Regions from separate parts of the Homo sapiens genome. Here region 2 is linked to region 1. A link is a contact called in ENCODE Hi-C data. All regions are on one chromosome and are shown on one strand. Each heading gives the region's core, a stretch centred on a gene start or an enhancer-like site at or near the end of the contact. The rest is flanking DNA. Distances are from core to core; before and after follow the strand shown.

Region 1 (7,510 bases), core at 1,675-4,174:
AGTGTTGAAGAGAGAAGTTTATCTCATGAAATCATTGTAATACTGCTTACCTGGACATTTTTTAAAGCTTCCAGATAGGTAATTATTATGTCAGCAAGAATGGTGCCCTTTACTTCTCCTTGTTCTTGCTGGATTTTAAAGTGTTCTATTCTTACCACTGTTATATTTTTTCTTGGAAATCAGAATGCTTTTAATGTACCTTCTAAATGATATGTCCTTGATTTTAAAAAAACATTAACTACATGCACTTTTCAGGCTGTTGCTGAGTAATATAGAAAATAATTTGACAAATGATTCAGTATATCAATTTTTGTAATAAGGAGAACTGATATTCTATAGTGTCTGGAAAACTCGCATGTATATGCTACAAATAATAAAATCATGCTTTAGAACAATATTCAGTGTCAAGGGATAGTGTGCTTAACATGTAGCTAAATGGGATAAAAAACCAGTATGCACAGTGTCATACATATAAAATACAACAGACTTTGCATATGATTGTGGTTTTCTTCTTTGTGCTTTCCTATATATTTTATATCAAACCTGTATTATTTTGTTAATCATCTCCCCACATTCCTATTAAACCGAATATAAAATAGGGAAAATGTACATGTATGATAGCTTGATAGATTGAAATATTTATTTAAGGTCTGTAACATTTAGCAGGCGGCAGGGCTGACTAGAAGATAAAAGAATTAATCTGGAGCGGCCGGGTGTTGTGGCTCACGCCTGTAATCCCAGCATTTTGGGAGGCCGAGGCGGGCAGATCACCAGGTCAGGAGATCTAGACCATCCTGGCTAACATAGTGAAACTCCGTCTCTACTAAAAATACAAAAAAAAAAAAAAAAAATTAGCCGGTCTTGGTGGCGGGCGCCTGTAGTCCCAGCTACTCGGGAGGCTGAGGCAGGAGAATGGCATGAACCCGGGAGGCGGAGCTTGCAGTGAGGCGAGATCGCACCACTGCACTCCAGCCTGGGAGACAGTGTGAGACTCCGTCTCAAAAAAAAAAAAAAAATTAATCTAGAGTATTGGAAACAGCCTACCTCCCACGGCTATGTGATGAACAAATTACATAATATATGTAGAAATGCTGTATGAATCACTATTTGTGTAGTTACAAAGCTTAATCCCTTTGTCATCCTCTATAAACTCCATGAGGACAGGGAATTTGTTTACTAATATATCTTCATTAGCCATCACAAAACATGTGTTCAATAAACATTTGGCAAATATATAAATATTTTGTTTGGTAGCAAAAAATTATTTCACAGGAGAAAACTACCATTAAATGATTTGATGTCTCTACAGTTCCTTCAGGTTAAAATCTGAATTCCTGTCATTCAAGATTTACTCAATCTAGTTGACAATGTACTTTTCTGCCCCCCAAATATTCACACAACATCTCCTCAAACCACCCAAGGACACTATCTCCTGAACTATTGATGCCTTCCTCCTCTCTCTTAAGTCTTTTAAACGTCCAACTCAAATCCAGAATCTTCCTTTGATCTATCTTAACACATGCTTATTAGATGTCTCAAACTGCTAATTAAAAAAACAAAACTTTAAAAAATACTTTATTCATTTTTGCATTTCTGTCCCCAGGGACTAGGACAGTCCTTTGAATATGGTAAATATCCAATAAATACTTACTGATTTAATTATTTTTCACAACACATCATTAGCTTACAATTTTTATTACAATGAAAGTAAATCAATTTCCTAAAATTCTTCCCTTGCCCCATATCGAGGTGCAATTATTCAGTAATTAAAAAAATATAGCTCCAATAAATGCAGCTGGTCATAAAAATTATTTCAGTAATATCACAATCTACTAGAAGAACCAGGAACGAGTAGCTAATTTTCCAATTCCAGTTATCTATGTTACGGATTACGCTTTGTTATGACTGCAATTCCTTGGATTTCTCCCCTCTTCCGCCCCCGGGATCTTATCCAATTGATAAGGTTAAAATAATGGCTATTATCCTTCTGGCTTAAAAAGCCTAGTGCTCTTCGTTCCTTAAATCATTTCATGTGTAAATTCGGTGCTTAGGAAAGACTGTGATACAACATCTAAGAAGCTACATTTAGAGTTCAGTTTTAAAAAAATCGAGTTCTTGGCTGGGGAAGTGCCCAGGTGCAGGTTTGTTTTGTGGTGAGCGGTTCGCGGGGCCAGGTGCAAGACGCTCAGAAGTGTTTTTGGGTGTCGCTGGCCAACTATCTCCACATAAACTCCGTTTGTTTATTTGACAGCGTTACTGCAGAGGGGAGTTAGGTCCAGCGCCACTCAAACCAGATTTGTAGAGACTTAAAACTGCTTTGTCTGTTTTTTTTTTTTTAATCATAAAACCACCCAGTTGGATCCAAGGCAAATTTGTCACCTACTTCAGGGCCCCTCTGAGGGTCAGAAAGAATTATGAGCGCATTTGAACGCACGGCCCAAATAAAAGCAAACGCACGGAGACTTGCGGACTTGACAATTGTGAGAAATCTCTTAAAACTCGCCTGTGGAGCGGCGGGCGAAAGCCGCGGACGCCAGCAGTAGTCGAGGCCCCGGCGCGGACGGCAGGGAATGAAGTCGCCTGACTTTTCCTCAGGGTTTTGTTTTTCTGTCACGGAGGTACAAAAATAGCAAAGCAGGGGTGGGAAGTCTCCTGGCCGTGTTTTTTTTTTTCCCCCTCGCCAGGGATGGCACTGGGAAAGAGAAGGGAGGAAGCAGGAGCTGCACGGAACCCGTCCCGAGGGAGCCGAGGTAAACCCTGCACCAGAGTTAAGGGAGTCGTGCTCCTGCCACTTCCAGAACACTCCGAGCCGCTTCTGCAGGCCCCGCCCCCTGCCGGGGTTTCCCCGCCACCCGCTTCATTTGCATGGCGCTGCCCCTCCCCCGTTGCCATTGGCTAGCGCCGGGCCCCGCCCACTGCTCCCAGACCGCGGCAGGGTTCCGTCCCCCCGAGCCGCACGGAGCTGCGGGCAGCGGGCGGACTGTTAAACCGCGGCGGCGGCGGCGGCGGCGGCGGCGGCGGCGGCGGCGGCGGCGGCCGGGGCGGGAGCGGGGCGCGCTCTGGAGACGAGTCAGCGGCGCCCCGGGTGGGGGAGGCGGGCGGGCAGCTAGAGATCACCTCAGCAGCCCCCACCACGGCCGGACCGAAGGTGCGGCGGCGGAGGGGAGCCAGGGCGCCCCAGCAGGCGAGTGGCCGGCGTCTCAGCGGCGGGATGACGGGGGTGGGTCTTCCCTCTTGGGGACGGCGGCAGCGCGGGGAGGGGAGAAGACTGCCGGGTGGACTTGCGGGTCAGGCGACCGACCGGCAGCCCCTTCGCCCCCCGAATCCTCTGGGCTGCTGGACTCTGGTCTCGGCACGGGATCGCGCTCTAGGGCGGGGGTCTGACCGCAGCCAAATTTAAACGGCTAAACCTAACAGCCTTGGCAGCTGGGGAGGGAAGGGGTCTAGGGAGGGGTGGGGGCGGACCTGGACGCCGGTCACGTGGGGGGTGGGGCTTGGCAGACCTCCCTTTTGTTTTGGCTGGCGCGTGCGCAGAAGGCAGAACACGTGGTTTCCTGGACCCGCCTCTTGCCTCATCGGCTGAGCCTCACCCATTGGGGGTGTGGTGACGGCTCTTTTGAGGCGGCTCTGAGGCGGAGCCCACTGGATTTGATGAGACCCCTATTTTATTTATTTCACACTTTCTTTCAGGAAAACGTAGATTTGGGCTTTAGAGTTAGATGGGATAGAGCAGAATCTAGGGGATTTTTGAGGGACGGTGCTTCCAAGTTTGTGTCACCGGTGTGCTGAGGAAGGGACCGGTCTTGCTGGAAAAAGTCAGATTGCGTGGTGTTTGGTAGCAAGAAATACCAGGCGGTATCCTGGCCGTTTCAGAAACCACAGGAAAGGAAAGAGGCTGGCTTTGCAGTCGGGAGGGCAGGCACTGGATGGACGTTCTTGTAATGTTTTCTTACTCTGGGAGAGTCCGTTTTTGTTTGTTTTTTTGTTTGAACTGTGGTAAGCACATTCCGTTTTTGATTCCCCAAACTTCAGGACATTCATGTTCTGGCGAGGTTTAGGAGACAAACTTCCTTCGTCTTTAGCCAGTTTGCTTAACTTCATCTGAGTTTGGGTCAGTAATAATTTTAAATATTGCTGGATGGGGCAGGTTTGTTAGCCACAAAACCTAAGTGAAGTGAGCACTGCAGACAAAACTGGCAATTTCTGACTAGGAAAAAATGACTCTAAAAATAATTCAGTATTGAGAAAGAGGCTTAACAGTGAGTGGTCTCTGCCTTTCCCGTTCTTAATAACTAGCCATTTCTTTGGGTTAGTCACCTCTCTGATGTCAAACTTGTTTCGTTTTTGTAAAGTTTCATAATATGGTCTCTGTCTTAAGAGATTGTAAGAAAGAAGAAATGCCTTGTATTAGGAAAAGTGATTCCTAATCTCTACCAATTGCCAAGTAGTGTTATTTTTATAACAAAAGTGAATTTTTTAAAAGCCCACATGTTGGGGAAATATAAACAATGAATTAATCATGAAATAGAATATATTTGAGTATCTTTAAAATCTGTTGTAACCATTATCTTTGGTTCTCCCTCAGTTTCCACCTACTTAGATCAGTGTCAGCGTCTGCAACCATTTCCTCATGGTTTTAATCTACATAGATTATTCTCTCCCGCAAACTGTCTGGAGTAATTTTTTATGTGAAACTTCTTAATCCAGGCCAATTCTCTCACATTGACTTTTAACATTTACATTTTAATTTTGTTTCATGATGCGCCTTTGCAAATAACAATCGATTATTTTGTTAAATCTTATTATTATAAAGTAATTGGAAAATAGATGAGTGCAAATAAGAAAACTATAAATATTTTGTACTTTAAATATTTCTGTCTGCATATATGTGTATTTTTCCTAAAACTGAGACCACATGGTATTTTCATTTAACTCAGACATTCGCATATCATTATTCTTTGAAAAATATTTTTAATAGCTGCTTAACATTTCGCCATGTAACTATCATATTTTAAATTTTTTCTGTTGGCACGTATGTGGGATGTTTCTGGTTTTGCTAGTGTATATTTCACTACAGACAATATCCTTTTACATAAACCTTTGAAATTTCCCCCCCTTAGATTTGTAGAAGAGGAATTACTGGGCCAAAGAGTCTGTTTTTGTTGTTTGTTTGTGTGTGTGTTTTTTAAGGCTCTTATGTCATCACCAAATTACAGAATGTTGTATTGATTTACAGTGATCTAGTGGTATGTGTGTGCCTCCCATTATGTCTTTGTTTATCACCTAGTATTAGGCTTTAAAACTAAAAACCTTGCTTTAATTTGCATTTTAAATTTTTTCACTCTAATCTGTGATGTATCTTTTATTTTTTAACTTATTGTAAAGTGCTTGAGAGAAAGAAATATATTTCATGTTTGACATGCTGCAGATCACTTAGTGGGTGCTCAATAAATACTTGCCAGTGGGCTAATATTTATCTTTTTTATCTATGGAAGATCAGGAAATTGTCTTTTGCTTTTTGTTTTACTCAGTTTACTAGTACATTGTTAGTAATATACTATTATTGTTGGATTCATAACTTTTACTACTTTTTCATTCAGGTGAGGCCTCAGTGATCTGATCACAGTTGTCTACCAGAAGGTCAATTAACTTCTCATAGCCCAACTGCTGCATTATCCAAGAACTTCATCCAATTTTGATGCCATTTATCATGATACCTTAGATTATTTCATTTCCTTTACTCATTCATCTGTCTTCTATGAAATTAACGTAAAGGTTTCACTGATCAATGTAGTTTCACTTGTAGCTTTTACTGTGTTTGACAAAAAATGATGCCTGCTATCTGAAGTTCCTTTATTATTGAGATGGTTCTTGGTAGCTCACTTCTTATTGCCTATAGGATCCTTTATGCCCTTTAATCTACCACATAAATCTTATAAATAATATGTAATCCTTGTTTTCATGATGTTTTTCATGTATTCAGATAATCTCTCCATACCCTTATTTTGTCTATATAGTATTAGATGGTAGTTGAAGGAGGCAGAGAGCTGCTTTCTTCAGGTATAGAATTATGCTTAGGGTTGTTTACTGATTGGGTTCATCAAGATACAAACAGAAAGGAATGGGGCTGCTTGCAGCAGGAGTGACATTTATTGGACAATTAGCAACTAATTTACTAATTTTAAAGCATATCTCTCATATCGCTATCCTTAAAGCTGATACTGCATTATAGTACTTTAATGGAATAATTTACATCATGATGACCCTGAATCATAAATACAATCTTACATTACTTTTAGTATGTTCCATTTAGAAAGGCAAGGAAGATATATAATTTCCAAGAGATTTCTACCTTTCTTTTTCTTTTAAATGTTGTTTTATGGGGACTTTTCACTGAATTGTACTCCTTATTCCCTAATCATGTGGGATAAACACCCAGCAAATGTTAATAAAAACGGTACTATTAAACTTGCCAGTAGATAGTCTATAATAAAAATCCAAAGACTATTCATAATGGAAATTTTAAATACTTGATGTTATTTTTAGGTTCTTAGAAACATTTCTGTATGGACGTGAAAATTCATTAATAATATTGAGACTTTGTTAATATTCTAAAAATATTTATGAACTTTTTGTTTATTTTATATAATATTGAGGCTTTGTTTCCAGTCCAAGACAATTCTCAAGTGTGTTGTTTTTATTTAAACAAATTTTTATTCAGCAGTAGGTCATTAATCAGTGTTTATTCATGTGAAGTTAAATTGAAGCTAAAGTATATAGACTGAGCAAATGTGATAGTGTACTTCTACATGTAGATTTTTGGATCCAAATCGATATACACAGAAAAAAATGACTATGAGTCATGCACTTACAAGTGAAAAGTAATAATTCTGCTTGAAGTATGATCTGTTTGATGTGTTATGTAGCCACCCAAGTGGCTTTATCTTTAATTAAATTCCTTTAGTCTTCAAAGAGAATTCCTTTTTAGGCATAGTTTTCAAAGTGGAAGAAGTTCTTGCTTATAAAACATCATTGAATATAAAGTACTGAGCTGACTGAATCCTAGTTATGCCAGTTATTGCAGTGTTTACTGCAGTAAATTGAGAATTCCTGTAAAGTGGCATGAAGAAATCTTGAAAACAACACTGTATTTTGTATTCCTACTTTCCATTAATTCCTGTATTTTTGAGGAATAAAACTGTACCAGTGTGAGCTCATTCTTTTTTTGTTTGTTTAATTGGACTTTTCCCTGCTACAATTCAGTAACTTTGAATCCTCATATATTTTTTATTTATTTATTTTTAAATTTTTGTAGAGACAGTGTCTCTCTGTCACCCAGGCTGAAATGCAGTGGCACGACTGTACTCCTCTAGTCTCCTTATAGTCTAGAGATAATGTTTAAAAACTTCTCATATTTTGCTAAAAGAATTTGTCTTTTTTCTACTCTTTCTTTCTGTAATTGGCCTAGGTTAGCTATATGAAACATTTAGGTCACAAGTGTGGAAATAAT
Region 2 (7,510 bases), core at 2,542-5,041, 2.8 Mb after region 1:
GGCATTCCAAGGGAACTCTCCGCAGCAGGGAGCCTTCTAATTGGCTGGTATTGATCGGTAAATTGTGTCCCTGCTGTGATTAATTCCAGCCCCCCCACAAACTCCCACAGCATGAGCGTGATAGGTCAAGGTTTGGGGTTTCTAAGCATCCTTTACAAATGGACCTCAGGTCCTTAAAGGTACCAGTGAAGGATTGCAGCTTGTTAACTCTCCCTGGCTGCTAGTGCTAACCCAGGAAGCCGGTTTCATTCAGTTTCCTTGCTATCACTAATAGCAGCTTAATGGGATGCTAATGTGAGGAACAGACGTTATCTGATGGCTTGTGCGATTTATGATGGATTTATTGCCACTCTGTGTTCCCTTGGTGTTCAGTGCATCTTTTCCCCATCCATCCCTGTTATCAGCCTTAGCAAATGGTTTCATAATTAATTAATTTTTTTTTCCTGAAGGGGGTTAAATTATTTTTGCCCTGCTGCTTTTCCTCCATATTTAATTCCCAGTGGGCAACTCTTCTCTGTGTGCCTACCAAAGAGGGAATATACTAACTCACAGCTGTTCTCTCCATGGCCTCCTCTCTGCCCCATCTTTCCTGCCAGCTAATGTCTACTCATCTTTGTAGAATAGTGGTTCTCAGGCTTCACTCTTCACTGGAGTTACCTGGGCGAGCTTTTAAAATATTTAGACCTGGGCCCTATTCCCAGAGACTATGATTTAATTGTTCTGGGGTGCTGCCTGAGTATTGGGTGTTAGAAAAGCTAATTCTAATATGCATAGTTGAGGACCACTGAAGTAAGATTCTAGACCATGCTGAATGCTACCTACCCCATGGTGCTTGCTTTTTCCATGTCTCCCAGGGGGCACGATCTCCTGTTCCTTGTAATCCAAATAACGCTGTATTTGGAATCCACATAATACTTCACACATTTCCATTGGCAGCCACCTTACAGTTCACCTATTTGTGAACTTGTCTCATTGCCACTATCAGACTGTGAGCTACTTTGGGCAGGGACAGTGCTCAAACCATCTTGGTGCCATTGCAGTGCCTTGCGCATAGCAGGGATCCAGTAAGTATTTATTGACCTGAGTTTTCTACCAATGACAACACTTTTTGAGAAGTGTGCTACCAGCCCCCAGTCCTGAATCCATATTGGGCAACTGGAATGGATTCTATTTTAGGGCCCCAAAGGCAGATTTTTCCTGCCAGTGTGTCCCTGCTATCTTCTACCATCCCCTCTCACCAGGGTGACCACATGTCCTGGTTTGCTGGGGACAGTCACTGCTTATGGCTTTTGTCCACTGTTATTATGAATAGCACCTTCTTTCACTCTCAAAGGTGTCCCAGTTTGGATAACAAATTATAGGGTTCCTCTACTCACCCCGCTCCTCCAGCTCTCTTTCCTCAAGTCAGCCTAGAAAAGAAAGACTGCTTTAGAACCCATATCTTCTTTATGAACTAAGCTTAAATAAGCTTAGAAAGATCTGTACTAATACTACATAATTTTTTAATTCCATGTATAAAAAATTATGAAAACTGGTAGAACTAATCTATATTGTTAGAAGTCAGGAAAGGAGTTTTCTTTAGAGGAAAAATGCCTGGAATGGGGCACATGGGGCTGGTTCTGGGACGCTGTAGGGGTTCTGTTTCTTCATCTGAGTGTTGGTTTCACAGGTGTGTTTATTTTATGAAACTTCATCACACGTAACATTTATGCCCTTTTCTATATGTAATACTTTCATAGTTTTTTTAAAAGAGGGCTAAATTATAATCAGTACAGAACTGCAAAAGTCAATGTTTATTCTTATTAATGAGTATAACTGTTCTGATTGACAAATTCATGTCAACACCAGCAAAGTGCTGCAACACACAGAACACCCGAGAAATCTAGTGTTCGTCTTCTTGGAGACATATATTATTATTGTTTTATTAAAAATGTTATTTTTTATTAAGAAAATGTATGTTGTCAGTTAAAAAATGTAGTACAGTCTTGTTTATTATATAATTCTTCCAACAATTCTGTGAACTAGGTGAGTGTTTTCTCATATTACAGATGAGAAAGCTGTCACAGAGGTGTTGGAAATGGGCTGAGTTTATATGGACTGAACTTACCCAGAGTAGGCTGTAGAATTGCCAGGGTGTTCAGCTGTCTCAATGACAGAATCAGATTAAATGTGTGGCTGATCTTATTGATTGGGCAGAAATCAACTAAGAGAGCTTAAAACAAAACAAAATTAAACTATGACTAGAAAATAAACAGTCAATTTTGTGGCTTTAAATAGAAAAGACCAGAATGTCAATAGCTGAATTGAGATTAGGACCAACAGTTTCTGAGTTTCCAGAAAGCATTACCAAAGTCTAGGCACCATGAGAGACTCAGTCCCAAATTGAGAGAATTTGCCAGGGGTTTGACATGAACCCTGCCTTGTTTGAGCCCAGTTCTCCAAGCCCAGAGCAGGGGTTCTCCAGGATGGAATCCTCTTAGAGACTCCTCAGTGACTGTACCCATCTCCTTTCCATTCTACCCCTCTCTGTATGACCAAGAGAGAATTGTTTTCCCTTTTAGGCATAGCTAACATGGGCAAATGAAACAAATTAGTTTTCATTACTGCAGATAATAAATAAATCTTGTGGTGAAATAAATAATATAATATGTAATAATGGACTGAAAAAATACAGCTCAAAACAGACAAAGCTGGGTAAAAACAGAAACCATCAAAAGTAGAGAAAGCCAGAGAACTATCCAGTCAAGCAATAAAGCAACAACATCTGAGAGGCCTCATGTACTGTCCTGAAGTGACTTTTAGCTACTCACGCTGTGTTAACTGTTGATGAAATGTCATTGAGCTTAAAATAAAATAAGTTTGTAGTCCTAGATAACACTCTGCAAGAGCAAATAATATTAGGCCACTATACACCGATATAAATAAATAACTCATAGCAATGTACCAATATGTCAAGATTTTTCACAGGAGGGAGTATGAAAACTAGCTGGATGGTGTCAGGCTCGTTTAAAAGCTCATTTGCTCCCCTTAGTCACTGTCCTTTCACCTTTACATGGCATCTCTCCTGGTCTCTTGTCGACGTGGTTGTCAAAGCACCAGCTCAATAGTGCTGGTCTGTCAGCAGAGATGTGTTAAATGTAAAGATGGCAGAGTTCCCCACAGAAAGCTACATGCAGACTCTGGAGCCAGCTGAAGTCATGGGGCGTCAGGTGACAATGAGACTATGTCATCAAATGACATGTATCCCTGAGGTGCCCAATGAACTTTACACAGAGTTTTTTTTTTTTTTCCTATTGTATTATTCTGACATCTTGCTAAAAAAAAAGAAAAGAAAGAGGACAGACATTTCTATTCCACAGAAAGGAAAGCTTGGACTCAAAGAAGTTGCCTGAATTGCTCTAGATGACTTTATTTTTTGGGATTTCCTGGTTTCCATAAACAGCCACCCATCTGCCTACCCTCCTTCTCCCACTCACTTCTGACCACAACTGCACCCTGCTGTGTGTTAGGAGGAGCGGATTTGATGTCTCGGAGGCGAGGGGTGTGTCTGAGGTGAATGGGCATGTCTATACCTCCCTACTTTGTTAAATGATTGCAACAGAGATCACCCACGTACTCCCAGCCTGGTTCAGTGCAACACATGTCTAGTTCATTAGATGCAGCCTGTTCAGGCCTCTTCTACCTGCTGAGACTTCACACCCATAAAATCCAGTTAAACCTCTGAGTCACAGGAGGCTGCCCTATCAGAAGACTACACACTTTCCAGCTTCCCAGCTTGGGAGTCACAAGACCTGAGTTCAGATTTCAGCTCTGCCACTTACTGAGGCAAATACTTGTATCCATCTTAATGTCAGGTGGTCATGTTGAGTAACCTCTGATTTCTTATCTAAAGGGGTTTTTTTTTTAGGATAATTGAATGGAAAAACTATCTTAAATTGCTTAGTACAGGAGTCATCAATGTATAGTCTGCCTGCTGCCTGTTATGGAAATAAAGTTTTATTGGAACACAGCTGTGCCCATTCAGCTAAGGCTAGCATTTATGTTTATTGTTGACAGCTGCTTTTTTGCTACAATGTCAGAGATGAGTGGTTTTCCCACATAGTGGGTCTGCACTATGTATGAGTTGCTTACTCCTTTTCTTCTTTCTGTTTGTCCTTACTCTTAACTGTATGCTCCTAATTAGTTGCTCTCTAATTATCCAACCCCTCCCCAGAAACAGACTGACTATACTTTCTTTTAACAGTAATTTGCTGGAGAGTTTCAATTTCACTTTGGGCACTGCTACGTCTTAGTGACAATAAGTAATTCATCTGGGGTGGATGGGGGTGATAGGGTGGGGGTGGGGGTGGGAGGAGGTGAATAGGAAGCATTGTAGCTTCGTACTTTGTGAGTGGACTCAGTGAGGGACAACCACAGACACAGACCCTAGTTCAGTGTCATATCTCTATGTTTCATCAAACAACTACAGGATTTTGTTTGTTTATTGTTAGCAGGAGTACATGGTGTAAGGGCAGGTCGAAACATTTTTTCCCCTAATTTCAGTATGGTTAAAAAAAGTATATTCTCCAATGTATTGTGAGATTGATGTAGTGAAAAGATGCCTGGTAAGAGAAGTCAGAAAATCTAGGTTCAAGTCTGGGTTTATCTTAGTTTTATTATGTTGGTCAAGCCACTTCTGAGTGTCAGTTTCTTCAGAACTAAGACTGAGGGTAATAATACGACTTGATTCCTAGCATGATTCTGAAGCATAAAAGATAATGCAAGTGGAAAACTTTGTGAACTATGAGGCCATCTATAAAATGTGACACATATGTATATAACAGGGTCTGTTTCAGGGGATTTCATTATTTTCTTTTTCTTTATATTTTTATATTTACATCAAACACAGTTTCAGTTTTTACAATAGGTTCTGATATCTGACGAGGCTGATCCCTAAGAACATTTGCATTTTGCTAGTTTTCCTGTTTATAGTTTTGAATGTTTTTAATAAGATAAGCACTAAGCTTAGCAATTCGTCAGTGTTCATTCTAATGACCTTCAAGAAACGTCCCGTTGGATCTTTAGACAGAATTATTTCAGTAAGTTTGAGGAGCCTTGGCATCTTTATGTTGAATTTTTCCATCTAATAAAAATATAACTCTTCCTCTTAATTATTAAAAATATATCCCCCAATCAAGGTTTTAAAACTTTTAATACATTTCTTATTGAGTTTATAAATATTTTATATTTGTCGCTATTTGAATAGCTTTTCTTTTGCTTTATATTATCTATCTGTTTACTGCCAGTATATAGAAATACTGTTGCTTTTTAGGTATTTATCTTATTCCAAGCCACTTTATGACTCTTTTTTAAAATAAAGAAAGCTTTTAGTTAATTCTTTTGACTTTTTCAGATTTATACTTGTGTGATTTTCATGTACTTTAGTACCTTAGTTCACAAAAATTTATTCCTTTTGTGTTTATAACCTACTGCATTAACCAGAGAATCTAAAGTGATAATGATGCTAGCTGATAGTCCCAGCTACTCGGGAGGCTGAGGCACGAGAATCGCTTGAGCCTGGAAGACAGAGGTTGCAGTGAGCCGAGATTGTGCCACTGCACTCCAGCCAGGGCGACACAGCGAGACTCTGTCTCAAAAAAACCCCAAAAAACAAACAAACAAAAACCAGAAACAGTGATAATCATACTAAAGGACATTCTTTGTGTTTGTTTCTGATTTTCAATGTTTGCCAATTAATTATAATCTTTATTTACTTTAAGCCAAGAGCATCTTTATCACATTGAAGGAGCATCCTTCTATTCCTATTGAAATGTTTACTCTGTAATTAGGAAAAGGTGTTGATTTTATCAGATGTGGTATCTATGAAATTATCACATTGGCTAATTATTGTTGTATCAGTGAATACTCAGTGGATTATTTTCTCCTTGGAAATCAATCTCTGTGGTCAGCTGACTGGCTCTGCTAACAGTGACAGATGTGTAAACGGTGCCTTTACGAGTTCAAACATTTCAGGACCAAACTTTTTGCACAAGAAGGTGGTCCAATGCCAGAAGCAAGGGTTGCAGGAGTAGGAATCCCCCCGAGTTTCTCTCCTTGGACACATTTTCCAAAGTTGGCCGCTTTGAACAATCCTTTAAGGTAAGGACAATGGACATGGCAGTTGTTAACACTATGAAGAAAAGACAGTAGAGGAAGGAGCATGGAATATGGGAACAAAAATCAGCTGGCTGCTCAAGAAATGTGAAATTAGAAAGTAGAGAAAGGTGGTGTCTTTGTATATGCTCCTCCCCTCCCCTCAGCCAGGCCTAACAACACCCCAGCCGCACCCCTCCAACCAAGACTCCGCCTTGGACCCTGCTCATGCCTTTGGGCTTAAGACTGGGAGTGGAATTTCAATGCCATGGAACTCGCATTTTAAAATGCCACGCTCAAAAATATCGCCTGAAATGTAGGCAAATGAACTGCTAACATCAGTGTCTATACCGGGCTCTTGCTGGCACTCTGGCCGCGTGTATGACCTTTCAACACGATATTTTAAAAAATGAGCAGCGCTTTCCTCTTCCCCTGGCAGCTCAGAATAGCCCTGTTTCCTTTCCTATAAACAAGTCATATCTCTGGGAATTTCTAAAGCTGAATATTGTCTGCTAAGAAGACATGACTCACGCCATTTCCTGGCAGTTCTCACAAATTCAAGAACACCTCTTGAGGAAAGAATCCCAGACAAGAGTGGCCACAGAGAGCCTCGGATGCCTTCATTTCAAACACAGGAAGCTGAGAGACAAAGGAAAACACTAGGAATCGTCCCTGGCCTCGGCATTCCCCTCTTCTGGACTGAGTTCCTATTGTGGCTGTCAGAGCAGCCAGGGGACGCCCACTGGGAAACTCGTCTGGGCCGGTCTTCAGGCCTTTAGTCACTCACCCACCCCCTCCGTTTGGAAACTCACCTAGCTCAGCTTCCTCCTAATTCTCGGGGTAGAGGTTCTCTGAGGCGGGATTCCCCAAGGAAATTACCAGGAGTTCACGCACACTGGAGCCGTGGGGCTTCCTAGCTGCTTTTAGCAAAAACTCTGTGGCCAAAAAAAATCTCCTTTCTGCATTCTTTTCCCGGCACGTCCTCTCCTCCTCCACCCACTGGCCCTGTCTCTCTAAGTCCCCTCTTCAGTGCCACGTCATTTTCCTCGTATTTGCTAAATAGTCTAGAAACAAAAGAAAAAGTGTTTTACTTGGCTTCTCCCAGCTCAGCCATATAAAAACCTCTGTGTGTATGTGTGTCCCTCTGTGTGTTTATGTGATGCGTATGTCTCTATGTGCTTGGGTGTCGAGCATATGGGAACAATAATGCAAGGGGGTTGCTTGAAGAGATTGGATGAGAAAAGTTGGAAAAATTCTGGGTAATCAGGATGTTGCTGCAGTTATACCTACTTCTTGCTTTCAGTTGTACCTACTTTTTGCGTTCTCATTAATGAAACGTCAAAGGATTGATTTGCATAGGGCTCTGCAAATGCACTGC

The links. Hi-C counts contacts between places; a loop is a spot of excess contacts on that map. Pooled maps may share reads with other maps.
Region 2: a map with no recorded cell type shows a loop between it and region 1 (29-fold over the local background). The contact joins the enhancer-like site here to the promoter of KANSL1L in region 1. A Hi-C loop is called at or near these places in 3 of 37 single-sample maps with no recorded cell type and 8 of 50 pooled maps.

Annotation. Positions count from the first base shown.
Region 1 is chr2:210,166,823-210,174,332 of GRCh38, reverse strand. KANSL1L (KAT8 regulatory NSL complex subunit 1 like) reads left to right here and starts at 2,924. Exons shown (of 15, transcript NM_152519.4): 1 at 2,924-3,184. RefSeq lists enhancers at 1,995-2,628, 2,629-3,264, 3,658-3,837, 3,265-3,899 and silencers at 2,708-3,037, 3,158-3,467.
Region 2 is chr2:207,334,117-207,341,626 of GRCh38, reverse strand. LOC105373851 (a long non-coding RNA gene) reads right to left here and starts at 7,267. Exons shown (of 4, transcript XR_923809.3): 1 at 6,945-7,267; 2 at 1,377-1,409. RefSeq lists enhancers at 6,645-7,054, 7,315-7,364. Within about 2 kb of position 3,791, at least 4 of the 41 ENCODE cell types and tissues checked have a DNase peak (open chromatin) inside an H3K27ac peak, as active enhancers do.